Regions from separate parts of the Homo sapiens genome. Here region 1 is linked to region 2. A link is an interaction called in ENCODE POLR2A ChIA-PET data of the cell type or tissue named here. Cell type or tissue: OCI-LY7. All regions are shown on one strand. Each heading gives the region's core, and the rest is flanking DNA. Links, peaks and the distances in the headings are about the cores only.

The links. Peaks named below come from ENCODE experiments on the same cell type or tissue, not always from the same donor. Only the 100,000 strongest peaks of a DNase experiment are listed, where the experiment ranks them.
Region 1: POLR2A ChIA-PET joins it to region 2 with 8 read pairs; 2 of 35 experiments call an interaction of 5 or more read pairs at or near these places.

The regions. Positions count from the first base shown.
Region 1 is chr3:188,276,798-188,292,680 of GRCh38, forward strand. The region is part of intron 2 of LPP (LIM domain containing preferred translocation partner in lipoma); the gene reads left to right. Among named protein-coding and RNA genes, the nearest start is that of FLJ42393, 110 kb to the left of the region's middle. RefSeq lists an enhancer at 13,844-14,138 and a silencer at 13,844-14,138. In OCI-LY7, for the core only: a CTCF peak has its summit at 6,765; a DNase peak (open chromatin) is centred at 7,934.
Region 2 is chr3:188,393,367-188,409,249 of GRCh38, forward strand. It overlaps LPP (LIM domain containing preferred translocation partner in lipoma), which reads left to right. Exons shown (of 12, transcript NM_001375462.1): 4 at 12,746-12,947. The coding sequence starts at 12,755. Among named protein-coding and RNA genes, the nearest start is that of LPP-AS1, 170 kb to the right of the region's middle. In OCI-LY7, for the core only: no CTCF peak of the experiment used is centred there; DNase peaks (open chromatin) are centred at 4,175 and 7,355; H3K4me3 peaks cover 934 bases; H3K27ac peaks cover 868 bases.

The sequences.
Region 1 (15,883 bases), core at 4,932-12,931, 110 kb before region 2:
CCTGAGCCTCCACAGAAGGAGATGCTGCTATGTTTCCTCTATAGCCTGTAGAACTGTGAGCCAATAATTCAACAACTCAACCACTTCTTTTCTTTTCTTTTTTTTTTTTTTTTTTTTTTTTTGGAGAGACAGGTCTTACTCTGATGCCCAGGCTGGAGTATAGTGGCATGATCTTAGCTGACTGCAACCTCTGCTTCCTGGGTTCAAGTGATTCTCCTGCCTCAGGCTCCTGAGTGGCTGGACTTATAGGCACGTACCACCATGCTCAGCTAATTTTTGCATTTTTAGTAGAGATGGGGTTTTGCCCCTTTGGCCAGGCTGGTCTCGAACTCCTGACCTCAAGTGATCCACCCGCCTCCACCTCACAACGTGCTGGGATTACAGGCATGAGCCACCTCACCTGGCCAACCTCTTTTCTTTTAAATTACCCAATCTCGGGTATTTCTTTATAGCAGGGCAAGAATGGTTTAATACAGGGGCCCATCCAGCAGCACTGCATTACCAGGATTCTGCTGAAGAAATGGACGTGGCCCCAAAAGCCATAGCCTGGCTGCCAGGTGCCCCAGAGTATTGTCAACTCAGAGGAACATCTCTCAGGAAATATTCCTTGATTCTCTCTTCTCTATTAGTTTTTTAAATGCTTCTATCCCAGAGGAGGTGCTCAGTAAATTTTAGTTTCTTTCCTTTTCCGGAAAGTCTCATGACTCTTTATCTGAGTTTGACTTAAGAGAACTTACTTAATAATAATTAATAATAAAGAATAAAACCTGCTAATAATAAGATTTAATAGAACTTTCTGTTTAATTCCATGGTTATTATACCCATTTCTTAATCTCTCTAAGAGACATGGACTGTGTTAAAGTGTGTTTATGAACTGGTGGTCGAGGGTGCATTTCCCTCCTAAGAAAACTCATTCCTTGTTATGGGATAAGGTTCTTGGAGCTACATTTAACACTCAGTCCTAGACTTCAGTGGCTCAAATGCCGAGACATGACCTCCATATTGACCACACGGTTGATCATGCTGACCACAGATTTCTGCTAAAGCTTGAGGTGCCTGACCATCCCTGGCTATTGTCATTCGCCCTAAACTAGCTGTTTGGGAATGGGGCCAGTGATGACCCTTTAGTAGAGATAAGGCAGAGCTTGTGGAGGAAAAATCATTTATTCTCCATTCCCATGATTTAGCCCTCTAACTTCATGCATTTCTTTTTGCCCTTTTTCTTGTGCTGGATTTTAGCCCCCAGCCTCTCTTTCGATCATGATAATTTGCATTTATTACACACGTACTATGTTCCAGGCACTGGGTAAATTGCTTTCTATTGTTCATTTCATTTAATCCTCAAAGCCAGCCTATGCAGTAGATACTAGTGATCCATATTGGATGGATGAGGTATGGATGGATTAGAAAGGTTTATGTAGCTTACCCAATGTGGCACAACTTGTAATGGCAGGGTCAGACTTAGAAACTAAATCTCTCCAATACTAGCTTTTGATTTTATTTTTACCCTACTCACCCCTGATATTCGTCCCCTGGCCTTTTCTGCTTACCTGGCTTGGAGCAAGTCCTCATCTGCCAAAGACTATGTAGGTGGTTGGAAGGAGTGCTCTGTCCTCACCTCTTCCTCCCATGGCACCTGCAGCCAGAGACCTGCTGTGTGTGCTATATACTCTTCTGACCTCTCTGATTCTGAATCGACTCTCAAGGCTGAATTGGCTGACATGCATCTTCTAGTGGATTCATTGTTTTTCATGGTTTACTTGGTTTATGACAAGCTAGGGACAGCTTGACATTTGCTTTCCCGTCAGTGGTCTGGGGACGTGCACAGAGCTGCTTGTTTCAGATCTCCTCTCGGTGTTTCTCTACACTTAGTGAAGACTATATAACCATGGCTCTATTATAATACAATACGTTATAATAAGATCTAGGGGCATTCTCGAGAACTTGGGAGCAATCTAAGAAAGGAGAGTGAGGTTGGAGAGAGGCGTGTCCTTTGCATCTTCTGGTAGATGATGGTGGAGGCTGTGTAATAACACGCCAAAGCCTAGCCCACTTGAAAGCATCACGCTCTCCAGGGAACTGCCTCAGCCTGGGGCACTTATATTATCCATGCTTAGCATTTTTGTATTACTTTACATTTGTGAACTGCTTTCCCATGATTTATTAGCTGTTCTTGTTTTTAATAGCCCCTGGAGGTACATTGATATTCAGGCTTCTGAGAATGTAAATGCACAGGGAACGTTCATCTCATCAGATATTTTTGGATCTGGGTTCAGGACTCTGACCTCCTGGGATGAGGCCATTTGGGGTCACTGCCTCCCATGGATTAGTAGGAGATCAAGTGGACTTAACTTCAGCTCCTAAAGTCTCCAAGGCACAGCCATGGAATGACTGCAGCTATTTAAGGAAATGGCGTAGAAGCCATTATCCAAAGAGCTGGATTCCAGTCCTGACTCTGCTGCTGACCAGCTTCACTGGCCTTGAGTAGTTGCTTTGCCTACCTATGCCTCAGACTCACCCTCTATAAAACAAAGGTAACCTCTCAAGTCCCTTTAGACCCCCCATTGTATTAAATATAATTCTGTGACTTTGGACTCCTTCTCTGGAACCCCTTGGGTAGCCAATGAATTATATGACAGGGAACATGGGTATAGATATAACCCATTAGGGGACTTGAATTGAGAAGGTGCTCACCTTCCTTTCTCTAGGATTCAAGGACCAACTGACAATGATATGCTTTCAGATTCATTTTAAGAAGCACACAATCCTCATTCACTATAAAAGTAAGATAGCGAGTGGAGCTGTTAGAGGAAAGTCAGACTGGAGCCAAGACCATCATTTCTGTATCTTCTGGGTGTTGTAGAAAGTAATTAGCAGGCTTGATTATCTCACTGGTTCAACACACATTTTAGGGATGTGATGTAATGTGAGGAAACATTTAGTTGTCAGATTTTAGGGCTGTATCAAATTTATTCTTGCAGGAAAAGTCTAGTTGTCCTGGCAACCTAAAATTGATTTCTTTTTGCTCTTGTCAGCTGAAACTGGTCCCCTTTGAATCATTCCTCTAATTTAATATAGAGAGCTGTGTGTCTCCACCTGGTGACCGAATCATTTTTAATGACAGGTAACTCCAGCAAATGGCTCCTCTTTCCTACCTGAGCCAGAAGCTATAGTTTATTACTACCTTCACCCTGTGTTGTTCTCTTTGTGTTTATTTATTTGTCTGTGGAGTGAGGTGTGTAAGTAAAGTGGCATTCAATTAATTAAGAGTTTAATCAGGCCTGTAGAGCAGTGATGTAATTGGCAGCCAATCACTGCCTTTCGTTTTCAGTGACCTCCTAGACATGAGTGGGATTCGAATGGGCTCTGGAAGAGGGAGTCCTTTTGTGTGGATGTCTAGCATTTTTGTAACCCGAAGAGGGTGATGTAATGGCCCAGATGAAAGGAGAAAGCGGAGCTGCATGGCTGCTTTCTGCCTCTGTCAGTCATCTCTATCAAGGGGGTGGGTCATCTATGAAGGGTGGAATCGACATCATTAGGAAGAAATTGATGCCTATGACAATTGAAGAGGTTGTGAGAGAGCAATTTGCTTTCCTTAAATGGTTGCAAATTTCATGGACCACGAATGCCGCATCTCAGGATACAGAAGAGAACTTCTGATGGGGAACGGCTACCAGTAATTTTGAGGAAACCCAGAAATCAGCAGAAATGCCAGAAAGTGAGGAGACGAGGAAATAGGTATTATCAAAAAAGTCCAGTGCCCATCCCCCACCCCGCCCCCAAACGAAACAGGTATCCAGAGTCTAGAATCTGCTGATTTCATTGTGATTCCAGTTGTCGACGGTCCTATGTAGACAGGTGATTTGTGAGTCTTTGAAAGGAAGTAGTGTTCACCAAGAGCCAGAACAGGGTCTTAACCAGTTCCCGTTTTGTCTGGGTTAACCAACTGGTGGATTAACACGATGACACAGACATAGTGGGGAGAATGTGGGCTTTGGAGTTGGATTGTCTGGATTTAAATCCAGAGTCCAGGTCATTGTATACAAATGACCTTAGGCCAGTTGTTTAATTTTTGTGACTCAGCTTCTTCTTCATGTCAGTTCTATCCTGGGGCTAATGATAGGACGACAAAGGAATTTTTTTTTTTTTTTTTTTAAGAGGGAATCTTGCTGTGTTGCCCAGGCTGGAGTGCAATGGTGCAATATCTGCTCACTGCAACCTCTGCCTCCTGGGCTCAAGCGATTCTCCTGCCTCAGCCTCCCAAGTAGCTGAGATTACAGGCGACAAAGGAATTTTTGAAGACAAAATGAAATAATGCATGTGAAGAGCTTAAAACAATTTGCACATATGAATTATTTAATAAATGTGGTTCTTACTACTGTTTGTAGGAAGACATTTGAATTTAGTAAAGCACATAAAAGCCTTTTACATATGTATGGATAAGTCCGTAAACAAATACACACTTATTAGTGATGCGGGTTTAGAAAGAGTATATTTCTTGGTGGCAGAAGTTCCAAAGTCAGGCCAGGCATAGTGGCTCACACCTGTAATCCCAGCATTTTGGGAGGCTGAGGCAGATGGATCACTTGAGGTCAGGAGTTTGAGAACAGCCTGGCCAACATAGCGAAACCCCGTCTCTACTAAAAATACAGAAATATTAGCCAAGCATGATGGTTCGTGCCTGTAATCCCAGCTACTTGGGAGGCTGAGGCAGGAGAATCGCTTGAACCCAGGAGGCGGAGGTTTCAGTGAACTGAGATCACCCCACTGCACTCCAGTCTGGGCAACAGAGGAAGACTCTACCAAAAAAAAAAAAAAAAAAAAAGCTCCAAAGTCATATTGCAAGGATGAGGACATAGGTAGGGAAGGGGAAAATTTGTGACCATTTTTGCAACTTTCCAAACTCCTTTCTCCTCCCCCATCTTTCTTTCTTCCAAGAAGTTACCGTCATTAGCAATTTGCCATGTGTCTAGTTTTTGTCTCACATTTATATACCTGTAAATATATGTTTATTTTTTGCTTTAAAAACCTCAACAGTTATTTGTATAAAATTTAAATTCTTTGTTCTTTCATGAAATATCATGACTACAAACATTGAAATAGTTACTCCGAATTGCAGTCACATGTTTTACTTGTATATAATCATTCTTATAGGCAGAGGGATAACTGTAACCTTTTCCCTTCTCCTTCTCACCTTGCCCTTTGGGAGACGTTTCTTCCCTTTTTTTGTGTCTTTCTACCTTGTCCTTCTCCTCCCCTCCTCTCTTTTCCCTTCCCTTATATTCTGTTTTCTTACCGTTCGTCTCCTTTTCTCTCTCCTTCCCTCCCTCCCTCCCTTGCAATACTTTCCTACCTTTCATACTTTCTTTATTATATTTTTAGTCTCTTGTCTTTAGCTTAATATGGGGCTCAGTGGCCAGGCGTTTACATAATATTGTGGGTCCTTGAAACATCAGGTCTTGGACACCTAGTCTCAGCTCTGAATTGTCAGGTTCCTGCTGATATACTTTCTGGGTCCACTGTTGCTTTGTATTTAATACTGGAGGTTGTGATAACATTGTCCAGCTTCAGGAGGCCATGGTAGCGCAGGAGGGATGCATGTGTTGTGTAGTTCCTTGTCTGGAATGCAGGGTGACAGGAGGTTGGCTTGTGTACACATGTTCATCTCCTTGGGCTACTGGAGAGGGAGTCTTTATTTTGGTGGGGTGCTCCTAAGAGCAGTGAGCTCAGAGCCTCTGTCTTGAGACTTGCTGTGTGTTTTCTTGGCCTCCCAATGCTCCTGGCATAAGTGACATCCCTGCTTAGGACCCTACACTCATGATTTCAGGCAACCTTTCTGCCTTCCTTTTGGCCCCTGCCTCTCCACCCCATGTTCATATTCTTCATCCCAGGTGCAGTGCCACCCTGCTGGCTACCTCTGCCAGGCAGCATCCTTCATGCTTAGCTCAAATTCCACCTTCTCAGAAACATCTGACTTCACATTTGGTGTCAGTCTCTCTCCTCCTCCATTTCCCATCACACAGTTTGTACTTTCAGAGATACTTTCATACACCACCTTGTATTCAATGGGTGGTATCTGTTTCTGAGTTCTGATCAGAGGGCAGACATCTCTGATCCTTTGGAGGCTAGCTCAGTAGCTGGCATTTATAGGCACTCTGTAACTGTTAAATTGAATTACTGAGGAGGCCTGAGGGGTTGGAAGGTCAAATGCAGTTAACCCAGGGAACTAGAAGGGCCCCTGGGAACTTGGTTTTGGAGCATGGCTTTTATGAGCAGCTATCAGCTTTTCCCCAGGCTCCTTCTTAATCCTGTCTCTCTAGAGGCACAAGGAGAGGTGGTGTTTGCTTAAGATGCTGGTGGCATTCCTAGTGAAGTTAGGTCAGAATGTGCCATCTCTTCTTTAGCTCTCAACTTCTTAGAGTGTCAACCCTCCTCATATTGGAAAAGCTTAGCTTTTAAAAAGGAGAAAGTGGTTTACATGATGACCTCTGAATTTTTGACTTTGATTATTAATCTTCTTGAAGAAGACTTTGCAGTTGCCCCTGTTACAAGGAAAGCAGACATGCCAAGTTGCTGCATTTGTGAAATTGAATGAAATTCTGGCTGCGTTTTATGGCTCTGACCTTTGGGAACAGTCCAGGGTCAGACTGCTCACATGATGTGCTTGATAAATCCGCCTCCCAACAGCACTGTTGAGATCTTAACTAGAATTGCTACTTGCGAAACACCTTTTTCTGACTTGCAGTTCAGATTCTGCATGTACTGCTGACTACTGCTTCTAGTGGCTCATTCAGATAAGTATGCTATATATTAGGTAGAAAGAGGATGCGTGATACTAAGGAAAGAGAAAAAGAGCCAGCCCAGGACACTTGGGTTCCAGTGCTAAGTCTGCAAGAGACATGTTTGACATGGGGCCTTAGTTTTCAGATCTATAAAATGGAGACACTAATCATTATTAGGAAGGGTTGTCAGGAGTTCGAGACTAGCCTGACCAACACGGTGAAAGCCCATCTCTACTAAAATACAAAAATTAGCCAGGCGTGGTGGTACATGCCTGTAATCCCAGCTACTCAGGAGGCTGAGGCAGGAGAATCGCTTGAACCCAGGAGGTGGAGGTTGCAGTGAGCCGAGATTGCGCCACGGCACTCCAGCCTGGGTGACAGAGCGAGACTCCATCTCAAAAAAAATAATAAAAATAAATTAATAAAACAAAAAGAGCTCCTCCTATGAAAGCTCTGGAAACATCCTCCACCAAACTGGTTGCACTTCTCTAGGCACAATATGGTTTATATCCTTCTAAAATCAGCATCTCGGCCGGACGCAGTGGCTCACGCCTGTAATCCCAGCACTTTGAGAGGCCAAGGTGGGCAAATCACCTGACCTCAGGTGATCCGCCTGCCTCGGCCTCCCAAAGTTGTTGAGATTATAGGTGTGAGCCACTGTGTCTGGCCAGGAGGAGCTCTTACAGAGCTGGAAGTATTTACTCAGAGAAAGATGGAGTTAGAAGGGAAGGTTGAGAATGAGAGACAAGTTAGTGTTTATTCAAGGTGGAGGTGCACAGGCCTAATGTAGGACAACGGCAAGTGGGTTGGAGAAGAGGGGCTTACGGGAAGGATGGGCAGGAGAAATGGGATGGGACCCAGGAGGCCCAAGGGGGAGGTGGAGGATTCAAGTCAGAGCTTCAGATGCTGGGTCTGGAGACACTTTCTGAATGCCTAGGAGGTAGCTGTGGTGTTTTGCAGGATAAGAAAGACAGAGGCTTTCTGTAGCTACCATCCTGCTAGGTGAAATGAAGGGATGGTCTGGGATGTGTGTGTATGTGTGTATGTGTACCCACATACGTGCATGTGTGCATGAGTGTGTATTGGTAACAGAACCAAGGAGATCAGGGACTTACCCAAGGCCATACAGCTGGGAAACAGCTTTCATTTGATTACGGTGCTAAGTTTAGTAATGACTGCGAGAGACAAAAACGGGCAGGGGGAGCATGTAGGGAAAGGGCCTCGGCCCCATTTCCTGCCCTCTCAGGCAGGTAGTGAGTAGGAGTTTTAGGTTTCACTGTTTGATAGCATCACCTCCTCTGCTTTCCCAGAAATTATTCCTCGAAGTATGACTCGAATCATTCCTCTGTTGGGAGATGTATCGGTTCAGAGCTGACTTTCTGCTCTGGTTGTTTACTGAAAAATGGTAGCACTGGCAATTCAGAGGGGGCATAAGCAAGTGAAGAAAAAAAAAATGAACAAACAGGGCATGTGAGGTCAGGGGCCCTGGTTGTGAGTCCCGGCCCTGCTTTTAGAGACCCATGTGAATTGGGCAGATCAATCAACTTCTTAGTGCCTCAGCTTTTTCCTCTGTAAATTAGAAGATAGTGATTTCTGCTTGATAAATTTATTGTGATAGTGCTTTGCAAGTTGTATTGTTGGTCGTAGGATAATAAAGATAAAGGGGTATACAGACTTGGATTCTGTTTCTATATATGTGAAGCGTTAGAGAGAGGTGGTAAATTGTTTCTCTCCCGTGGGTTGTGCACATCTCTGATATTATGGTAATCCCCATATCTTCTCCTTTTGCAGGGTGGGGTGTCTTGGATAGTATGGTTACTGAATGTAGAATCTACTAACTCCTCTTTTTTATTTCCTGAGACTGGGTCTCACTGTGCTGTCCAGGGTGGAGTGCAGTGGTGTGATCATGGCTCACTGCAGTCTTGAACTCCTGGGCTCAATCCTGAGTAGCTGGGATTACAGGTATGTGCCATCATGCCAGCTAATTAGAAAAGTTTTTCTTTGTTGAGATGGGGTCTCACTATGTTGCCTAGGCTGGCTTTGAATTCCTAAGCTCAAGTGGTCAGCCTGACTCGACCTCCCAAAGTGCTGGGATTACAGGCATGAGCCACTGTTTCTGGCCTCCTTTTTAATATTCTGCCCTGTGCAAAGCACCAGCACCAACAGCCTCCCTCCCACAACCCCCAACAGCTGTGCATTAAGTATCACTTTGGTTTGAGGATTTCCTAGCTTGCTGTTTATCCTGGGAGAATTTCTGAGTTTCTTGGTCTTTGTTTCTTTACCCAAAAGTTGGGGATAGTTCAGCTTTGTCTGCATTGTGGACACTACCTCCAGAAAGCAATGGGAAGACCCTTTGTAAGCTGTACCGAACTCTTTGTATTTTTGGAGCACATTTTGTCTTTTTTCTCCCTTCTTCTGGTGGCTGAGGTACCTCTTTGGTCTTGAAAAGACCCACTTATATGGAGGCGGAAATGGGCTTATAGAGGGAAGTGACTTTCCAAGGGCCCTGGAATGAATTGGATTCTGAGATCTGTGCCCGTCCTTGTCACAACGTGTCAGATTCCATTATTTAGTGTGGGCCTGATTTGTCCATGCCTGGGACTTTCCCAGAGGAAGTCATACTTTCTGGAAACTCTCTGAGGTCTTGAAGGGGTGGGAGAAGTCTCTGACACAAGTGCTGCTGTGGTCATGGAGGCTTCCATTCCTCTCTCCTTGTGTTGAGCAGGGAATTGCTCCTTGGATATTTTAGGTTTGAGTGACTCAACATGCTTATGACCCAGAGGATGCTGTGGTGTGTTTGGCAGCATGCTGGAATTAGTCAGAAGGCAAAACTGCTTGTCCTGACCCCAGAACCCACTTACTCTAGGTGGATGAGAAAGTCCTCTCGGATCCTCTATTTCCTAATTCATGGCAACTTCTGGAGAACAGTATTTTCTCTGTTACTGCTTTATGGGGTTTAGTGTGGAAATTAAAGAAGAGAACTTCTTATTTTTTGTAAATAATAATACAATATTCAGATACTGTTAGTTTCTGAAATTTAAAATGGGCATCTCACTTCTGTGTTCCCTCCCCAAATAAATGTATTGATACTAAAAAGGAAAGCCAGCTAACTTTATGAGGATGGCTGGTAAATGAGCCATTCTGTTTTTGCTTGCTGTCCAAGGCCTCTAATATTAAGCCTGGACCATTTCAAGCATATATGGAGGATATATATTTCAAATATACATTAGGGGTATATATTTCAAAATCGAGGACACATTAATAGTAAGAGGAGACCATGTAAGACAAAGCACAGGTTTATTTTTATTTTTATTTACCTGTTTATTTTTTATATTTTTGAGATGGGATTTCTCTCTTGTTGCCCAGGCTGGAGTGCGATGGTGCTGTCTTGGCTCACTGCAACCTCCTCCTCCCAGCTTCAAGCAATTCTCCTGTCTCAGCCTCCCAAGTAGCTGGGATTACAGGCACCCATCACCACACCTGGCTAATTTTTGTATTTTTCTTAGAGATGGGGTTTCACCATGTTGGCCAGCCTGGTCTCAAACTCCTGACCTCAAGTGATCCCCCCACCTCGGCTTCCCGAAGTGCTGGGATTACAGGCGTGAGCCACTGCGCCTGGCCAAAGCACAAGTTTAAAAATTACAAGTTTCCACCAGCCTCATATCTCCCTTGGCTTATAATATTCAAGTGTTCATGGATACTGGGGCTTGCCATCCCCCGCCCCGTGTGTTAATGCAGCCCATGGAGGCTTCTCATAGAGACATAAACAGTGGGCTCCAGAAGGTCTCTATTTAAGAAACTGAGGTCTGGCAAGGTCACACATCGAGGAAATGGCAAAATCAAGACTAAAAGCCAGCTCTTTGGATTCTCAATTCCCTGCTCTTTCTGACACTTCACTCTTCCCTCCTGTCAGGTGAAGAGAGAAGCCAGATGGTTTGACAAATGGTTCTCGTTGCTGTCAAATCTGCCTTCTTTCTTTGCTCAGACAGACAGTTCTTACCTTCCCTTTTTCGGGGGACTGGCGGAGGTGGGGTGAGGAGAGAGGTAGGAAGGTGGATGAAGGAAAAAAAGAAGCATTTTATTGCTTCATTCTTTATGTAGTAGTGATGGCCAATAAGTTCTTTTTTTCTCTGGCAAGAAGCTAAGTAAAGGCAAGGAGTAATCGTCACCTTGAATTTAGAGCACATAGAGGCCTAGAAATGGCAGGCTGTATTAGGAGACAACATTGATTTCATATATATTCATCTCTGAAAAAACATGTTTAAGATGCCATATTCATAAATACTAATAAGGCTGTCTGATTCCAATTTTCAGGTGAGATTAGCATTTTATTGAGTATTTTATCTGTCAGATTCAATGCTGGATGTACCATCCTCCCAGGCTTATTAGCATAATTGCTGTGCTTAAGCAACAATAAAAAAATCAGCAGTAAAATAGCATTTAGTGCAGGCAATTTGTTATCAAAAGCTTTTACTTAAGGACAGCTCCAGCCTGCATTTATTAGCAAGTTAGGGTTATAATTTATTTTTATTTTGAAAAACAAAAGTGGGAGAAAGATTTGGCTTTTTTGTTTTGGAAATAATAGAGAAATTAGAAAGCATTGCCTCTTTGGAAAATTGTCCACATCCCTTCTTCCTTTGCCGAAAGCAGGCTGTGATGGGAATAGATTCCACTTGTGAGCGACATTGGCTCAGACAAAAAGTTGCTCTCCTTGGCATTGGAACAAACGGGTAGTAACGTCCCTTTATGCTTGTACACACATTTCCAAAACACTTTCAGATCTCGTTTGTTGCTCAAACCTCACACCAGTCCCGTGAGGTCTCCATTCTTAGAAATAGAAAACCAAGTTGAAATGACTTGTTCCAGATGAGGCAGTTGAGTGGCAAAGTGGAGGTGTAAAAACTAGTCTTCCAGCCTCCAGTCCTGTCTCAGCATTGCTCCCCTTCACGTCGTTGTCCAGAGCTCCTGGTGGAGCCTTGGCCTTTTCCATATGTACACGTGCACACACACACACATACACACAGATCTGTGTATCTACACCTGTCTATACACATACGTGCACACCTATGCACACACATCTATGCATACATACATACTTTTTCTTTTCCTAAAAGTTAATTATGTACTCTTGCATTTGTTTTTCATTTGATGTCCGGGTTGAAATACTTCTGCCACATGAACTTCTCTTGATGCCAAATAGCCTCTTAAAATCAATCTCTCTCTCTCTCTCCACCCCCCACCCCCCACCCCCACCCCCCCGCCCCTCTAGCTAGCAACTGTATCAGGAAAGCACTTGTGATTACCATCTGTTAAGGACCTGGAACAAAATAAATGATGTTATAAGTTTTTGTAGGGAAGATAGAGATAAGATTTTAAAATATGGAGATTGGGAAATCATTTTTCTTCCTTATTTCTTAGGAAATGTATCAGAAATAAATAACATTAAATTGATGCCTTTTAGTGGGTTTTAGGCTTCAATTATGGGTAATAATTTTCAAATTGAGAATAAAGTTTTGAGTGAAAATGGACAACTGAAGCTTCTAAGCTTTGAGAGGAGTTATTTTAGCATTTTAGATTTTCTTTTCTCAGTAAATTCAAACAAAGATCATACAATCATTGAATCATAGCACGTCTAAAATCCAAGGCTCTGTGCTGGCCACTGTGTGTTTTACAGACTAGCTCAGACGTGGCTATGAGCCCCAAGACATGTTTAAACTATTAGAGAGGATACTAACGATACATTAATAATGTTCTTGGTTTTGACAGAATATTCTAGAACAGGAACTCTAGTAGGATTTTTGCTTATGTTACATCATTGAAATTTAAATTCACTCAATTATTTATTGACTAAATATTGAGCACTTATGTGATGTTCACTCTTGTATTTTACATACATCATCTCATGTAATTTTTTAACAATCATATGAAATATGATCTGAGATAATAGTCAGTACTGTTATTATTGTTCTCATCATTAGATGAGGAAATTGAGACTAAGTAACTTGTCCAAGTCATTCAGCTGGTAAGTGGTAGAACTGCTGTGGTCTCCCTGTAAACACATGTTTTTTTCATGGTACCACTTGGCAAAAAACGAATAAGCAGGTACATACGTAGACAGATAGTGCTAATGATGATTAGAGAACCTCAGAACTCATGCAGAACCTGGATGTTTAGAGAGAAAATGGAACTTGAAATCAGACAGGTGTTCAAACCCTACTATGCTTCTTAGTGTTTGTAAAATCCTCAATTTAAGGACCTCTTAGGATTTCGGTGTCTTCCTGTGAATAAAGGATTATAAAATCTTTCTCTCAATATCATAATGAGAATAAATTACAAAATGTATGTGAGTGTCTGCAAAGGTACCTAGTTCATGGTGGGAGTTCACCCTATCTTGGAAGTGCTCATAAACATGCAGGGTTTTTTTTTTGAGACGGAGTCTTACCCTATCGCCCAGGATGGAGTGCAGTGGCGCAACCTTGGCCTCCCGGGTTCAAGTGATTCTCCTTCCTCAGCCTCCCGAGTAGCTGGGACTATAGGCGCATGCCACCATGCCCGACTAATTTATTTTGTATTTTTAATAGAGACGAGGTTTCACCATGTTGGCCAAGCTGGTCTCGATCTCCTGACTTCAAGTGGTCTGACTGCCTTAGCCTCCCAAAGTGCTGGGATTACAGACGTGAGCCACCATGCCCGGTTCAACATGCAGTTTTGTGTACTGTTTAGGGACAGATGCCGAAGCCACATTGCTTGGGTTTGGATCCATCCTACCACATAATATCATGTGACCTTGGACAAACAACTTCACTTCTAGTGCTGTACTTTCTTCATCTATAAAATGGGCTTACATCATAGGGTCCTTGTGAGGATTAACAAAGTTAGAATGCGTAGAGCATGTAGAACAATGCTTGGCACACAGCATGCCGTGCTTCAGTGGTAGCACTTACTATTCCATTATACTACAGCCACCGAGAAGGACAGGTACACAGTGAATAGTTTAGGACTGTTCATGTTCCCGGCCTCTTCACTCCAAGAGCATCAGCAAGTTTAGTTTAGAACATAGGAGTTGTATTTACACAGCTACTAATGACCTTGGAAAAGTTCTTGGCTTCTCTGTCCTTGACCTTTGTTTATCTGAACGAGTAAACTTCAGATGACAGAGTGTGTGGGGAATGGAATGCATCCGCATCCTTGATAAGCTGCCCTAGTGGAATGTTGCCATGTGGCTACTGAGGGTCAATTCACTGGTCAAAGGTGGCCTGCTGGTTGGTATTTTTTCTGTGTCTTCCGGGCAAGTTCTGTCTTTCCTCAGTCTGCACATGCCTGGGTCTGTCCTCAGAGCTCTCTCCCATTTCCCTCTTCTCTAGAAAGCATTGATATAATGGGGCCACCTCTTCCTTGGACTGTTTCTGTAGCATCAGAAGGAGGTGGGTGGGAATTTGGCATACCACTTTTTGAAAGGTAATACATTCTAACATATGTATTTCACCCACCTTCAAAGAGTAAGAATACACTGAATGATACTTAATTTTAAAGATGTGTTGCTGAGGTGAACTCTAAGACGAACAATTCTTCAGAATCTTTTACTTTCTTGGGCTTCTTGTCCCAAACAACAATTATCTTTATAAAGCCTGTGTGTGTATGTGTGCGTGTGTGTTTGTGAAACTTCCTGGAATTGGTAGTGTTGATTTTGAGATGTTTCTTTGGCTTATTCAAAATATAAACAGAAAGGCTAAAGTGTTTTTCATGTCATTAAGAATGTCTTTATAAGAAAGGACATTGGCCGGGCGTGGTGGCTCTCGCCTGTAATCCCAGCACTTTGGCAGGCCCAGGCGGGTGGATCACGAGGTCAGGAGATCGAGACCATCCTGGCTAACACGGTGAAACCCCATCTCTACTAAAAATAGAAAGAAAAAAAAATTAGCCGGGCATGGTGGTGGGCGCCTGTAGTCCCAGCTACTCGGGAGGCTGAGGCAGGATAATGGTGTGAACCCAGGAGGCGGAGCTTGCAGTGAGCTGAGATCATGCCACTGCACTCCAGCCTGGGCGACAGAGCGAGACTCTGTCTCAAAAAAAAAAAAAAAAAAAGAGAAAGGACATTAAGATGATACCTTACCTTGTGTGGGGGGCTTGTAGCTTTCAAAACACTTAAGTACCCATTTTCTTATGTGTGCTTTATGACATCTCTATGATGTAGGCAAGGCAGGGTTTATCATTATTTCCCTTTTAGAAATGGTGGATCTGTGGTTCAGAGAAGTGAAATAAGTTTTCTTAAAGCAGTTCTGGATGCAAACCCAGAACATTTGACTCTAGGGTGCTTTCTGCTCCACCACCCTGATTTGATTGTAAGGAGGTAATTCTTACCAAGTACTGTCAGATTATATAGAGTTGTAATATATCTTAAAAATGCCCATTTTAATTTTCTTTAAACAGATCAGTTAAAAAGTTAACTGTGATTTGATACCATCTTGTTTCTCCCCAAGTTTAAACAGCAATGAGTCTCTAGGACCTTCGGTTAAACCAGCATGTGTTTTTCAAAAATCAAATGTCAAAGCATTTCGTGAACCTTGCTTTAATGAACAAGAGAAGTGAAGGTACAATTCCTTTTTTGCATGAGGTAATTAGGAAACAGGATGTGCAAACTTGCTATATGAATTTAAAGAGGAGCACTTCTACTGATGTACAAACTGGATGGGCATATTACAGAGGGTTTCATGCTGGTAGAAATTTTAAGTGAAATAAGTTCTCATTAAGCATATCAATTATTTTTGGACTGTGTGAAAACTTAATCTGTTTCATGAGTTGGATCTAAGGTGGTCAATACCTCTACACTCCAAAAAACAGAAGCATGACTCAAACATCTAGTTCTGATTGCAGAGTGCCTTTATCTGGAAGACTGGACATGTCGTCAGAATATAGAGCAAGAGGGATGGAATATGCTCTTAAGTTTCCTGATGACTTAAGGGTCTGCACTATACTTGCTTGGGAGGTGGGAAGGATTGAATTCTCTTTGGAAAATGCCTTTGAATCTCTTACACACATGGTACCCAATAAGCCTAGTGCTGTATTATTAGCATCATGTACTAGAGTATGGTTTACCTGAC
Region 2 (15,883 bases), core at 2,633-10,632:
CTCTACTTCCCGTTGCTAATTGCTGTGGCCTCTTATCCACGCCAGTAATGAACCAAAAGTATGGGAGGGCTTTAGCCATATGGAACTTCTGGGAGAGGACTTGACTGTATTCAGGATTCACTTGGACTAAACGACCAAAACCTCATTAACACAGTGTTTTCAGTAGGTGATTATATGAGTTATCGTCAAAACTGGGACACTTTTGCAAAGGGGCACTGTTAATAATTACACCAGAACAGCAGGTATAAATTGGAGATGTATGGTCATCCTAATTATACAGAGCCTTCAAGAACAGTGTTTGAAATGTGAATTAAAACGATTCGAAACCAGAGCTTAAGTCTTAGTATTTTCATGGGTTTAAGTTTACCTTCTCTTTTATATAACAATCACTTGCTGAGATCTGATGATGGGATATACTGTGTATTAGGTCCTAGGAATATATAGATAAAGTAGATACCAATTTTGTTTTTTTCTTCACTCACAGTATTGTAATATTTTAGACCAGTGGGTTTCCAGTCTGGCTTATAGCATACTGGAGATACTAGGGCAATAATGCATTTTATGCTTCCCCCAAATTAAAGTATGTTTTGCCAAAGTGTGATGATTTAAATGCCCCTGTAATGGTTTTATTAATTTTTCTATTTATACTTGGGGTTTTGTTTATGATTTGGCATGAAGAAACCATTTATTTTGCTAAGGAAAAGTTTGAAAGCTACTGGTTTGAGACTTAAAAATTTATCTTTAATATTTGGTTATAAAGTCGTAAGGCTACTTTTTAAAGAGGGGAAGAACTAGACTGATTAAAGCTGAAACACATAAAGATGTAAACTGAGTGGGAAACAAATAAATTACCTGAAATATATAAAGGTCTGCTATGTATTAGAGGTTTTGTGATTCTAGAGGGCACAGGTAGGACCAATAGGTGGTACTTATGGGAATACAGGCTTCAGCTGCAGAAAACTTTCTAGCAGTCATAACTTTTCTGCCATGGAAGGGGCTGTCTTGTAAGGTAATGAGTTCCTTGTCATTGGACATGTACAAATGAACTCACAGATGGTGGGTAAGCTTCATCTTGAGCTCCACATTAGATAAAATGTCTTCATTAACAATTTCACACTTCAAGGATGTTAAACTTCTGTATTGGTGAATGTTGGGTCCTTTGCTACTTCTTTAAAAATATCTAAAGTGTGTGTGTGTGTGTGTGTGTGTGTGTGTGTATGTATTTGTGTTTTATTTCCCCAGAACATTAGCTGAGTATATTTTTCATGTATTTTATTTTATATTTTTACACAGTGGTCAATAATTGATAAAAATACAGAAGCTACTACAACAGTTCTCTCATCAAGGGAAACTTAAAAGGGATAATGTCCATAGATGTGATTCTGAAACTGATTTGAAACAGCCTGGTTCATTTTTACTGTGTTGCCATTGGTTAATGCTTAACCAGATTTTGTCTCTGTTTCAAAATCTTGAAATAAAAGTGGAACAACTTCCAACATGACTTAAGAAAAAGGTCCCCAGTTGAAAATGCTTCCAATCGTTTTGCTATTAAATGTGAAATTGCAAAACTAGCCTCTCTTACAAAAACTAGTGAGAAGCTTGCCTGTTTTTCATACCATTTCAAATACTGAGAAATAATTTCTCTAGGCTCTTGGAATTAGAGTTAAATAAAAATTATATTTCAGAGTATATAATGCATGAAGTTGGATTTCTTTGTTTTCTAAAACTGTATCTCATGGTCCTTGAAGGTTGATAATTTATATCTCTGGTACCACTTTATTTTTCTATTATTTGTGGATTAAAAATTTTAAATTTAGCAATATACTTATATTTTGCTTTAGAATAAAGTTGATTTTTAAAAACTTATTTAGAGACAGGGTCTCATTCTATTGCCCAGGCTGGAGTGCAGTGGCATGATCGTGGCTCACTGTAACCTTGAACCCCTGGTCTCAAGTGATCCTTCCACCTCAGCCTCCCGAGTAGCTGGGATTAGAGAGGCGAGCCACCATTCCCAGCTAATGTTTTTTAGAAATTATTATTATTTTTTTTTTCCAGAGACACATCTTGTTGTGTTGCGCAGGCTGATCTCGAACTCCAGGCCTCAAGCAATCCAGGGTCTCCTCCCAAAGTGCTAGGATTATATGTGTGAGCCACTGCTCCCAGCTGAGCTTTTTCTTAATAGATATTTAAGATGATATGTAATTAGAGAATCGGAGATTAAACTGGAAACTTTAATTTACAATAACAATAAAATATTAATTCAATAATAGTAATTTAAATTACAGGCCAGGTGTGATGACTTTAATCTCAGCAGTTTGGGAGGCCAGGGTGAGAGCACCGCTTGAGCCCAGGAGTTCGAGACTAGTGAGACCCTGTCTTTACAAAAAAAATTAAAAAATTTGCCAGACATTGTGGCACACCTATAGTCCCGACTACTTTGGAGAGGCTGAGGTGGGAGAAATACTTGAGTCTAGGAGTTGCAGGCTTCAGTGAGCCATGATGGTACCACTGCACTACAGCTTGGGCAACAGAGTGAGACCTTGTCTCTAAATAATAATAATGATAATAATAATAATAAAAATAAACAAATAAATAAATTATAATGTCCAAACTCAATTCAAAAGCTCTAAGCTAATTTATAGTAGTTCTGATGTAGGATACAAACAACACAGTTGACAGTTTTGTGAACAATATGATGTTCAAAAGGCTGAAGTATAATCTCTAACTCCCCATCTTGTTGCTATGATTACTCTTAGCAGATTATGTGGCCTGAATCAACATTGGTTCACAGTCACAAGCAGTGTTATCAGATGTAAATATGTCTTAACGTTCATCAATAGTAGACTCATATTCATTGAAGGAAAAATTAAGAATTTCTACTTTTTCAAGTTATAACTAAAATTGCTTTTAAAATCTTCCTTATTTTATTGAGATATCAAAATAAATATTCAAAAACAGAAAAATACAAACAGAATCATTAAAAAATTAAGATAATTAGAACATCCTAAAGTGGTAGCAAAATCTCATGGCCTGACTAATGGTCATGACACACTTGTAAATGGATATCTAAAATGGAGTGTTTACATGTTTTAATACAAGTTTGAACAAGCTGTCAGGGAAACACAGCTAAGTGAGCTGCAGTTAACTTGCAGACTTACACAGTTATTGGTAGGTTTAGAAATAGAAGATGCTAGATAACCGTTAAAGAGATTGCTAGGTCTCATTAGAGATCATATTGGTGATTTTTCCTATCGTCACTTTTTCCTGGGTGAGGGGCAAAATCTTTATGAATTAGGCACTTAGCGTCTCACCTTTACAAATCCAGATTTCCACCTTTAGAAGCAGATTTACTGAACTCAAAGAGGTGCAGGCTATTGTTGCCTGTTTTCTCTTGGCCTTGAACAGAAAAGCAGTCTATAAGAATCAAGGACTTAGAAGAAACCTGCTAAGGAGCCCGTTTTTTTGCCAGCACTGCACACTCCACAGACTAGCCATAACATTGTGGATCATAAGAAGTTGTGGGAGGAGATTTTGAAGGTCATCATTAGTTGCTTATTATTTTAAATCTGCAGAAACTGAGGTCCAGAGAGAATTCACATTTTCTTGGTTACTTTGCCACGTGGAACAATTGTTATCAAATGTGACCTGGAATGCAAGGTTGGGGCCATTTATCTTCTGTGCTAATTTTCAGTGCCATGGTTGCGAACTTTCTTGGCAGAGAAATTGTTTACTTCTGTGCCCTATTCCATTGCCTTTTACCTACCCCATCTAGTTATAATCTAGCAATAGAGTTATAAGCTTGTGTAATCAAACTTTCCCACTGCAGATGCTCTTTGGAGACAGAATATTTGGGTTTAAACCCAGCCTCTGATATGTTCTAGCTGCTCTATTACATTGGATAAGTTTCTTTAGCTTCTCTAAATCTCGGTATTTGAATACTCAAATTAGAAGACGTAAATTATTTCCTAAGATTTCTCCTAGCTGGGGTTCTCTATGACCTTTTAGCTCTTAAGTAGTCTGTCCTGGCTATTGTCAACCATGTCTTTTTTTCCTTGACTGATAGAAACTGTGGCAAACTAAAGGCCACTTAGTCAGTATTTGTTCCGTCCTTAACCTTCTCTCCTGAGAGTCCTGATCTTTCAGTGCTGTTGTTTCCCTGTCAGGGTTGATTGTTTCCTTTTCGAGTGCCGTTCTGAATCTGAAGTGAAAGTGCAGCGTGGAGGCATGTCACTGTTGTGTCTCACTTCTTTTTCTTTTTTTTTTTTGAGATGGAGTTTCACCCTGTCTCCCAGGCTGGAGTGCAGTGGCGCGATCTCGGCTCACTGCAACCTCTGCCTCCTGGGTTCAAGTGATTCTCCTGCCTTAGCCTCCCAAGTAGCTGGGACTACAGGTGTGCACCTCTGTGCTCGGCTAATTTTTGTATTTGTAGTTGAGAAGGGGTTTCAACATGTTGGCCATGCTGATCTTGAACTCCTGACCTCAAACGATCTGCCTTCCTCGGCCTCCCAAAGTGCTGGGATTACAGGTCTGAGCCACTGGGCCCGGCCGTGTCTCACTTCTTTATCTGAGACAATGTTTACTGGTCTAGACCTGATGCTTCTCTCCCTTGCTGCTTCGTAGTTTATTTGGATCCTGAAATGCCGCTGAGTTTTTCTTGTCACCTGCAGCATTGCCAAGAACAAGGAGTGCACCATTAGTGTTAATTTATTTTTTCTGGTACTCTGTGCAAGGCAGATGGGCATTTAATGTGCTGATTCCAACCCTACCTTCCCTCATCTACACTCCCTGGTCTCATAGGAGTTAAAACATAGTTTTGTAAGAAACCTTAGCTCCTTGAACTTGTGGACTTGTGGGAGAATCATGGAAACATGAGAGTTAGAGGGAATGGTAGTGGATATCTAATCTTTAGTGTACAGATAGGAAGGGTCACTGAGGTTCAAAGAGGTTAAGAACGAAAGTCATAGACCCAATTAGTGACTGAGCTAGATAGAAAGTACGCCCAAGTCCTCTGCATCTAAGTCTAGTGCCTTTTCCAGTTTTTCCAAATGTCTCTCAGATAGCCTATATAAAGGTTTGGCATTTCTGTAGCGTTGTTCTCTCGTTACCTCTTCTGAGCAATGCCAGCTGTCCATGCAGAGAGTGGGGCACTTAGCCAGTGCTGGGCCAAAGCTGTCTGTAAGAAGAAGTTGAGTGAATACATTGACATTTTCAGCCCATGGTAGATCCTGCTTTGCCCTTCCGGCTCTATGTGACCTGATGCTTCAGAGGAAGAGTGAATACATTTGCTGTTCAACTAACAATTGTGTGTAATTTTCAGCCTGCCTTATTCTTCAATGCTGTCTTCCCACGCCTCCACCACATGCCACAGCATATCTGCTTCGCAATTACGCTGGTAGGGACTTACCCCGTTTGGAAAAGGTTTGCCTAAATACTTATTTACTTGTGCATGATACATCTTGATTGATACCTTGTTAATCTCTGAGATCAACCCAAGAATCCTTCCTTCAAGGGGGAGGATAGAAGAGTCAGGGAAACGGGTGACAGAAAAAGAGAAAAAGAGGACTGTGCTTCCTCACTGATGAGCAAAGAGGAGAATTACAGATGATATCAAAACAATGAGGAGAATCACGGGTGATATCGAATCTGCTTTACTTGGCGTTGGCTACTTGTAAAGTCAAGATCTTTCATAGACTCATAAAAGCTTGTGAGCAGAGTTGTCATTTGTACCATCTAATTCCATCACTACATTTTTCGAGAAGGACACAAGATTTCAGAGATAACGGAAGTTACACAGTGGGCTCATGGCGGAGCCAAGACTAGAAGCTGGGTCTGAATTCTGAAGATCAGGCATCTTTCCACTAAATACTGAGATGTGAACAATAATGGAGAGCCGTATAGCCCAGAGGGGAAACCACATTATACCACTTTAGTGGATGATTAGGAAAGCAGTTTTGAAATTCCAGGAAGGTACTGACTTTTGTATAAAGAGAATGTTTAAAAAAAAAAAACCTTCAAAGTTATAGGAGAGTGTTATTTAAATTGTAACAGCTTGTTTAAATGAAGAAAATGTTGCTAAGGGACATGAATGCTAAACGTTAGTCTGCCATCAGCTACTTCTGATGTTTAAGTCAAATAGTCCCTCAGTTCTGTGGTGTTAATCTACGTCCCTTTTCTAATATCATTCATTTATTCAGTGCACACTGACCAAGAGCTAGGCCTTGAGTTAGTTGCCAGGAAGATATAGGGACTAATACAATGTCATTTAAAGATTAATAGAAATGCTCTAAGTCAATTATTCTCAACCCTTGAATCAGAGTATATACATAAAGATCCCCATATGAGGTTAGTGTGCAGACTGTTTTGATAAACACTACTCTAAGTTTATTGCACTGGATGTTGGATAATATGATGTAACGGTTGTTTGTTTTTCAGTTTTGGTGATCTATATAAATCTTTTTAGAAGAGTAGCATATTGATTTGGACGAAAAAAAGGAAAATATGACCAAACACTACTTCTTTCTGTTTTTGTGGGTGACAGTGACTTGACATTCACATGGTATCCTGAGAGAGGCTTAGTAGCTTTGTTAGTATTAATTGTCAGTTTGCCTATGGCACTAAGTTTTCCCACCTACGTGGGGCGGGTCCTGGTCATCACATAGCCTTTTGTAGTTATTTGCTTTCTGTTGTGCCTTGATTTTTTTTTTCTGTTGACTATTGGCTTCATCACTTTGTGGTCCTGTGGCTTATTATGATTAGATTTGAGGGTACAGAATAGAGAAAACATTATGGCAAGTAGAATTCAAGAGCTGGAATGGAAATAATAAGAGCAAAAACTACTGTTAAGTGCTGATTTCCTTTGAATTGTGGTGTTTTCCTTTCTTCTCCAAATAGGGAGGTAGTACAGAGTGAAGACCGGAGATTTGGAGTTAAAGATCTGTGTCCCAGCTTCAGCTTTGCTATTTGTTAGCTGTATATCCTTGAGCAAGTTATTCAACCTCTTACAGTCTTACTTTCTTGATTTGCTAGATGTGGGTAATGATAGTGCTACCTCATATGGCAGTCAGGATGACTGTGTGGCCATTGAAAATTTGCTAGACATATAATAAACCTTCAATAAACACTTGTTTATTGTCAGTCTCTAGTCTTCTTAGGACCGCTGGGGGAACAGACAGAAGAGCAGCAGAGGAGTTGATAAGTGAAACCTCTTAGGTTCTTCTTAATTGCTTGCATGTGACAATTTCTGAAAGAGCAATGCTGAGGAAGCAGCAGCTCCCCAGCTCCCTTCAGCAGTAGGCATCTTGCTTAGAGGAGGGCCACTGCTCTTGCTTTCCTGTCTGCTGATGGTGGTTGTGTATTCTCAGAGCCTCTCTGGAAATCTTCCCTTTCACTTCTTGCTTTCATGATGATTATGAACTTCGAGTGAAACCTAGCTAGAATGAGGGGAAGTAAGAGCAGTGTAAATCTTGGTCCAGCAACACCAGTTCTCACCACTGCTTATTTTTGTGTTTACATGGGTCTCTCTTAGAAGCCAAGAGCCCCAATGATATGTGCTAGTTCATCTGTTCATTAAACTTGTGAAGTTTCATCAAACCCATTTATCAAAATGAAGGGCTGTAATGAAGATTTTAGAGAAAGAAAGCACTCTAAAATATTAGAGCTGATTGGGACTTTACAGGTATTCATTTTGCAAATGAGTGTCATCTCTTGTTAAAGGTCACACTTGTATAGCTGAGACTAGAACTGGGGCCACAGGGACTCTATGTCTATACTATTGGATTTATCACTTTCCTTGGATCCATCCTACATGATTCAATTTTTAATACCTGGAGTTTTCACTCTTGTTATCTTCCTATTCAAGGATAAAAGCTCTAGCTTCTTATCTTTATATAAAACCTTTAAAAGGCAGAACTCATGTTATCTTTTAAAACTTTCCCCTAACTGTTCTCCCTGAATCCCTCATTTTGGTGCCGCTGGTCTGATCCCTGTCCTACAGAAATGCCTTGCTTCATACCCAAGCTCACAGTATTATTTCTAATCTTTGCCCTGGTTACTCCAGTTTTCTTTTATTTACTCAGCATTCAAAGTCCTGGTTAAGGGCTACCTCTGCCAAGCTTATGCTAGCTTTTCTGACATCCCCCAAGATTTTTCATGTGCTTTCTGTGTTGCTCTCTTTCTCTTTTCACATTTATAAATATTTCTTCCTCAAATAGTCTTTGAGCTCTTTGAGTAAAGAATAAGAATCTGATTCATCTATAGCTCCAGTGCCAGGCAAATAAATTCATTCATTCATTAAATTAACAGACATTTTTATTGAGTACCTATCATGTGGTAGCCCCTGGAATTATAAAATGATAAATATTTCCACTCTCAAGGATTTGCGAGTTTAGTTTGGGGAACAGGAAAGCAGATGGGCAGAGCACCATGTGACGAATATGTGACAACAGTATGTAGATGCTGTGGGATTGTACTATAAGGATGTATAACTTGAACTGTAGAATATAGTGCAAGATTTGCCTTCAAGGACTAGTAGAAAGTAATGCTTATGATCTAAATTGATGCATAGTATGTTGGAAGTCATTTTTAGACAAGAAGTAGCTTGTTTCAGAGGGAGCAGAGATCAAACCTAGGAAAAAAATGTGAATTTCTATCAGAAAAGTACTGCAAAATGACCTCAGAATAAATAGAAAACTACTACTATTATCATAGAAGTTACTGGCAATATGATTAATGTCTGTTAAAAGAAGATGTATTTAGATGACTTTATGCTGAATTTGGATAACCTTTAAAAAACCAGATAATTCCAGTGTAGTTATTAAATATCCTAGACAGTAGAGGAGGTTGGAGAAAACTCCCCTATCAAAACCTAATCATGATAAGTAAAACAAGCAGAAAAAAATGCTATAAAATGATCTTTATTATGATTATATGTACACAAATTATAGATAAAATAGCCTAGTTAATTCATTAATATATCAAAACACAAGTGTAACAAAGGATTTATTCTAGGCATGCAAAGATGGTTCAATATGTAGACTTTATCAACATATTTCATTACATCATCAAATTAAGGGAGGGAAAAAGAGTTGAATGTATCAGTGGTTGCTAAAGAGGGCACTGCAGCTGTAACTAGATAGGATTTTATTCCACAAATGCCAAGATAGTTCAATATCTGGAAATCTATCAGCATGCTTCATTACATCACCAAATTAAGGGAAGATAAAAGAGATGATTGTATCAGTGAATGCTATAGCAATTCTAGAAAGATATGAGTAACTAAGAAAGAGTAACGTTCATTCATTCTCCCATTTCTATGTAACATACTTGTTTAAGGGGCTTCCTGCCTAGGCATTGTGCCGGTATAGTGAGACTAGTTGGAGTTTCCAACTTGTTGGGACATGTAGGCAGGTAAATAAATGGCTTTCTTGTGGATTGTTATAAGTATGCCGAAAGTACTAAAGAGCCTAGAAAAAGGAATTAGGCTACTCTTCCTTGGAGAAGTTAGGGAAATGTTCACAGAGTTAGAGACATTTGAGCTGAGACAATATAAAAATATAGGGCTTGGTAGAACGTGAAGAGAGGGAAACGGCATTGTTGATGGTGAACACAGCATGAGCAAGGGTTCAGAATCATGAAAACTTATTATAAATCCTGGGAATGGGGTCACTGGGTCACTGCTGACATGCAGAAGAATGGTAAGAGAAGATACTGAGGAGGACATCTGCAAACAAATGATTGGTCAGAAGATGGGCCTCTCAGGAGGAGCAGCTGGAGGTGCTTCTTCATGGAGGGCAGCATGCGGGTAATTTATGATGCTGGGGATAACTGAAATGACTGTGGAGCCAATGATTTGCATATTGATACTTACATTTTATTTATACTCTCCCAGAAATTGCCTGTTTCTTTATATCTGTGCTATATCCGAAAAGCCAAGATGATACAGTCAGTCAGTAACTTGGGATTACTATGAAAAATGTGAATCTTTGCTTAAGAAAATACTGCATCCTATATTAACCAATTTTTCAACCTTTTATTATAAAATGACTTTAGATTTATAGAGACCTTCCAAGGATAGTATTAAGCCATTTTAAAAATTATAATTAACATTTATACTACCAATGTGCATAATGCATTAAAAGTTTTAAACCTTTACTTGATCCCTTTTATTTCACACTTATATTCACTTTAGTCATACTGAAAGCAAACCAGTCACTTTTATCCCAATTTAGTAGAAGACCAAGCCTCAATTAAAAGCAAAAGCAAAACCAAAATTGGCATTTCTCAGCCATGTGAGATGGGTTTGGTTTTGGTATTTAGAAAAAAAAAATCATCTGAAGTTATTCCAAATGAACAGCTAAATTTAAAAACCACGAGTAAAACAGACATTCATTGGTAGTTTTTCTATATTGGTTTTGTGCTAGGCCTTAATGGTAGTTTATAAATGTGTAAAATATGGTCCCTACCCTTTTAAGGAACTCAAGTTTAGCAAGTATGTATGTGTCTTTGTGTGTGTGTATATATATACATGTATGTATGTGTGTGTATATATGAATATGTAAAAGGTACGGGGGAAAGAAAAAGAAAAGAAAGGCCCTGTAACCAGAGTGAAAAGCCAGTACCATCACTGGCTTCAATAGCATGTGTCCTGATTACCAGTTTAGAGTCTTTGTCATTGATTCATGTTATCCTCGTCTTTTAAGAAAACTATACATCAAGCTGTTCTTCCAAGCAAGATGGTCATAAAATTGCCATTGACTTTCTACAAGAATAGAGGCTTCTTTTTTTCTCACTTTGCATAGCACTCTATACTATAAAAAGTACTTTAATATCATCTCATTGGTTGCCATAAAAATTCTGAGAGTTAAGGAAGACAGAGGTTTATATGTTTGTTTGTTTTTTGAGAGAAGGTCTCCCTCTGTTGCCCAAGCTGGAGTACAGTGGTGCAATCACAGCTTACCGCAGCCTCAATCTCCCAGGCTCAAGTGATCCTCCAACCTCAGCCTCTTGAGTAGCTGGAACAACAGGTGTGCGCCATTATATCCTGCTAATTTTTTAATTTTTTGTAGAGACCGAGTCTCATTCTATTGCCCAGGCTGGTCTCAAACTCCTGGCCTCAAGTGATCCTTCTGCCTTGGCCTCCAAAGTGCTCGGATTAGAGGCGTGAGCCATTGTGCTTGGCTGAGTCCTCTGAGACAGTGAAACTATCTGAGGCTCTAGAGGCGATGCCGTTCAAAGTCATGCCACTTGTTGGTGGTGTGGACTGATGTGAATATCCAGGCAACACTGTTTCCCAGCTCTCCCCTCCACCCTGTCTCTCTATTACTATGCCATGTACTGAGGCCTTTGATTTCTGTGTTCTGATGCTCTTTGTCTTTACAGACATCTGGAGGTAATTGTGTAGCCCTCTTAATTAATTCAGTTCAATTAATAAATTAGTAGGTGGCTTTTGGGCTGGGGGCGCTTACAGGGTGCCTTCCGGGCGTCCCTGTGCTGGAGAGCTCTTGCAATCAGGCTTGGAGAGCCCTCCTCGGCAGCAGCCTCTGAGTCTCATCCCCAGCAGGCAGGCTGACTGGAGAGGTGATTGGCTTACCCTGACAGAGGAGACATTTCCTCTCTTCAAATATTATATGCAATCTGATCAGAGCAGCATCTGGGCTGGGCTGATTGTTCCCCTCCTAGTTTAAGCAAGCTTTTCATGAAGGTCCAACATGGTATCAGCTCAACATACAAGTTGATGGGCATTTCTTTGTTGTGCGGGGCTGACCTTTGCATTACATGTGTTGAATATTCTATCCTCCGGTCCTAAATTCTAATAATTGTCCCAGACGTTGGGGCAACCAATATGCCCCTCTTCCCCTTTTCCACATACCCCTTGGTGGGGACCAGAGCTGCTCCTGCAGATGGATCATTTAAAAGTGTCCTGCCAGGTATCTGTTAAAACCCTGTTTCCAAAATAAACTTTCAGTGGTTCCTTAATGCCTGAAGAATAAATTTAAACTCAACTGTGGCTGCTGAGCTGTCTGTGCTTTGGTTTCAACCCACCTTTTAGTTCTTTTGCTTGCTACTTTCTGTTATTCGCCCTCCAAGCACACTAAACGTAAATGCTGTGTACTTTTCTGCCTGTATAATTTTGCCAACATTTTTCAGGTTCAACCCTACTTAGCACTCAAACCCAGTCTGTATATCACCTCATCAATAAAATCTTGTTAATTCTGCCCCCACCAAGAAGTGAGCCTATCTTTTTCTGCATCTCAGCAACACTTGTTCTTAACCTCACTTAGGTAACTTAGCACTTCATTTAGGCATAACCATTTAATTGGTGAGATAATTAATTTAATAGATTATTAATAAAATTCAAGCTCTTTTCCATCCTCCTACCATAAAATCTCCTTCAAGTTAGGAACCATTTCTTATTCATATCTATTTCCCAAGAGTGGCTAGGCACTAAAATAGGTAACTATTGGAAGGGAGATATTCAAGTTTGAGGCAGTGTTCTCTTCCTGCTCCTCCTCTTTCTCTTTCTTTCTTTCTTTCTCCTTTTCCTCTCCTTCCTCCTTTTCCTCCTCCTCTTTCTATTCATGATTCCTCTGCCTCTTCATTTTTCTTTCTTCCATTTTCTTTCACCCTTCTTTCCAGAGAACTTTATCAGGATGCATTTAGTATGGATTAAGGTGAAATAGCAATGAAATGAGGAGTATTGTCTTCGTTTTCATGCTTCCATAAAAACAGTGTTTCTTTTTCATTGCAGATTCCAACAATGTCTCACCCATCTTGGCTGCCACCCAAAAGCACTGGTGAGCCCCTCGGCCATGTGCCTGCACGGATGGAGACCACCCATTCCTTTGGGAACCCCAGCATTTCAGTGTCTACACAACAGCCACCCAAAAAGTTTGCCCCGGTAGTTGCTCCAAAACCTAAGTACAACCCATACAAACAACCTGGAGGTGAGGGTAAGTGCTGGGATTTCAGAGTTGGTTACTTGGAGTAGGAAAATTCAGTTATATAGGTGATTTGTAGTACAAAGTTGTGTCAGAAAAACGTAGTTTGTGAATTCACAGCGTGGGTGTCATAGGCTACTAAAAGTAAAGGAGCCCCCGGAAATAGTCTAGACCAACCCCGTCTTTTAGGAAAAAGACTTTTTATGGGTTATATGGCTATGGTTACATAATGAAATAGGGTTAGAGCTCAAACTAGAAACCTGGCCTCTTTAGTCACAGCTCAATGCCTTTCTACTGCGTTATCTTCCACCTCCAGCTCATTCTCTTGTAGGGTTTTAGCTACCAGACAGTCATCCCTCCCTCTTGCCGTTGGACAAATGTCCACAAATGCTGCCAAGCAGTAGTCCAATCAGAAACTTATACAAAGTGAACCTAATAAAGTGCATGGAATTGTTTACCTCCTCTGGCTGTTTTTCTTCCCTTAGGCTGCTGAAGGATAAGTTGTCTAGAGTGTTCTGTGAGATCTGCATTTGTTGAATCTCCCAGACAAATATGAGTGAAGCCTAGTTCCAGGGGTTTTAATAACAATGCATTCAGTTTACATCAAGTAGAGTTTGAAGGTCTACGTGAGCTCCAGCTCTCATGTGTATGTATACACTCACACACGAAGCCTCAGAGGCAGTATAAATGGTACCATACTCTTTGGTTGAAAAGGTTCCATATTTTTACCAGTGAATGTTAGCAGCTTATTCAAACTCAAGAAAAAATAACTTAAAATAAAAAAAAAAAAAACTGAAGAATATTAGACTTCTAGGAGCTGAGAGAGAAGAGGCAGTGAAAGGAGATTTAACTCCCTTTGTTTTCTGTCCCTGTCCCACCATTAAAAAAATTATTAATATCTTACCCTCTTCATGATGTTTCCAGTTGCTTCTTGGATGACATTAATGTTTGTTTTGTCAATATTGCACGCAAGTGTTTCACACTCTGTGATATAGTCCAGTCCTCCTCTTTTCTTTCCTGTCCTCTCCTGCGCCCAGGAAACACTTTACTAGTCTGTTAGTATTTTGGGTCTGATGCCAGAAGCCTAGTTCAGATGTCTAGCTTGTGTAAGGTGAACACCTAGGTTGGGTGGTAGAGAGGATCAGGCTTCAGCATGCATGGCTAAGCTGCAGCTGTGGATCTTTGGATATCCTTTTCCTCAGAAAGTACAAGAACGAGACCCTCAGAAAGCTGCTCTTGAAAAACAATAAACGAAGCCTTTGGTGCTGTACTAATCTCTGTAGCACTCCATGATGTTTTATTGCCTTAGAAAGAGACTGCATCTTTGCAGTTAATCAAGCACTTAGTGGAACTGGCTTTCTTTGACTCATCCTTCTTTAGTGACTTCAGGGCTTGGGAATGGGATCTGGAAGAGAATCTCTCTTCATAGGGACAGGAGGAGCCATATGTTGGCTTCCTCATTTATGGTTTTTTTTTTTGTTTGTTTGTTTTTTTTTTTTTTTTTTTGAGATGGAGTTTCACTCTTGTTGCCCAGGCTGGAGTGCAATGGCATTATTTCGGCTCACTGCAACCTCCGCTTCCCGGGTTCAAGTGATTCTCAGCCTCAGCCTCCCGTATAGCTGGATTACAGGCATGCACTACCATGCTTGACTAATTTTGTATTTTTAGTAGAGATGGCGTTTCTCCACATTGGTCAGGCTGGTCTTGAACTCCTGACCTCAGGTGATCTGCCAGCCTCGGCTTCCCAAAGGGCTGGGATTACAGGCGTGAGCCACCGCACCTGGCCCTCATTTATGTTTTCAATGTTTCCCTTTGTCAGCTTACTAGGGGCATTGTTATTTTGTCTCCTAACTTTTGGGGAAAGCTTCAGTGGACCTCTCTCTAATCTGAACAGAATACAGACATGGCCAGTTATAGAGCAGAAGGCAAAGGTGTGAGGAAGTCTTTGTAGGTATGAGAGTTCTTATAGGCCTGAGCGTTATGGTGAGGGCAGGTCCTATATTAAGTGGGCTCATAAATGGCATATATGAGATAGGTAGAAGAGAAGCATATAATGGCCTCGCTTTAGACTCCTTTACTGTGAATTTGACATGCCCTCCTTGTACTATGTGTGGTTCACCCACTGTCTTACTCTCTAGGAACACTGAAGTGATTTGTTTGCGTGCCCTGCAGCACAGTCCTTGGTCCCCTCTCAACATGCCACCCCACACGTTTTTGTTACCTGAAAATTCTATTTGTATCACTTTCTCCAAAATGGCTAGGTGCAGCCTAGGTCAGAATTAATCGCTCCCTTTCCCGAGTTTCCACATCTTATTCTTTGACTTATCCAAATTTCTACCACTTTTGTTATTGCTCCTGCTTACATTCTGTCCCATATTGAACATGTAGTATATGCCAGGCTCTATGCTTTCTCTTTATTATTTTATTGCCTTCTTATGTAACCCTACAAAATGTTTTTTTTTTTTTCTTATAAAGAAATGGAAGCTTAAAGGAGGTGACATTCTCTATGATTTGCTTGGAGTATGTTTCTGAACTAAGGCTGCTGTCCATATCCAGCATGCGGTACTGCCTGTCCTTCTATTCACAGCACATGTGGCAGCAAACCCCATATTACAGTGATACATCCCTGCATCCCTTATAAGAATATATATAAGCTTTGCTTCCTCATTGAAGCAACAAGACATGGTTTCTCACTCGTCCTTATGTTCCTCATAGCTCATATTATGCTACTGTGTTTTTAGTAGGAATGGTTGCATATGGTCAAATGTATGTCTGTGTGTTCTTATGTATGCATATATATTTGGATGGCTGGCGGATGGCTGGCTGGGTGAGTGCACTGCTCAGTGATGCTTCTCCAAAGCAGTTTGGAATATGGTATAACTCAGTCTTTTGTTTTCTGAAATTTTGGCTCTCTCTTGCATTTCTGCCAATTCTCACTCTTTTTCTCT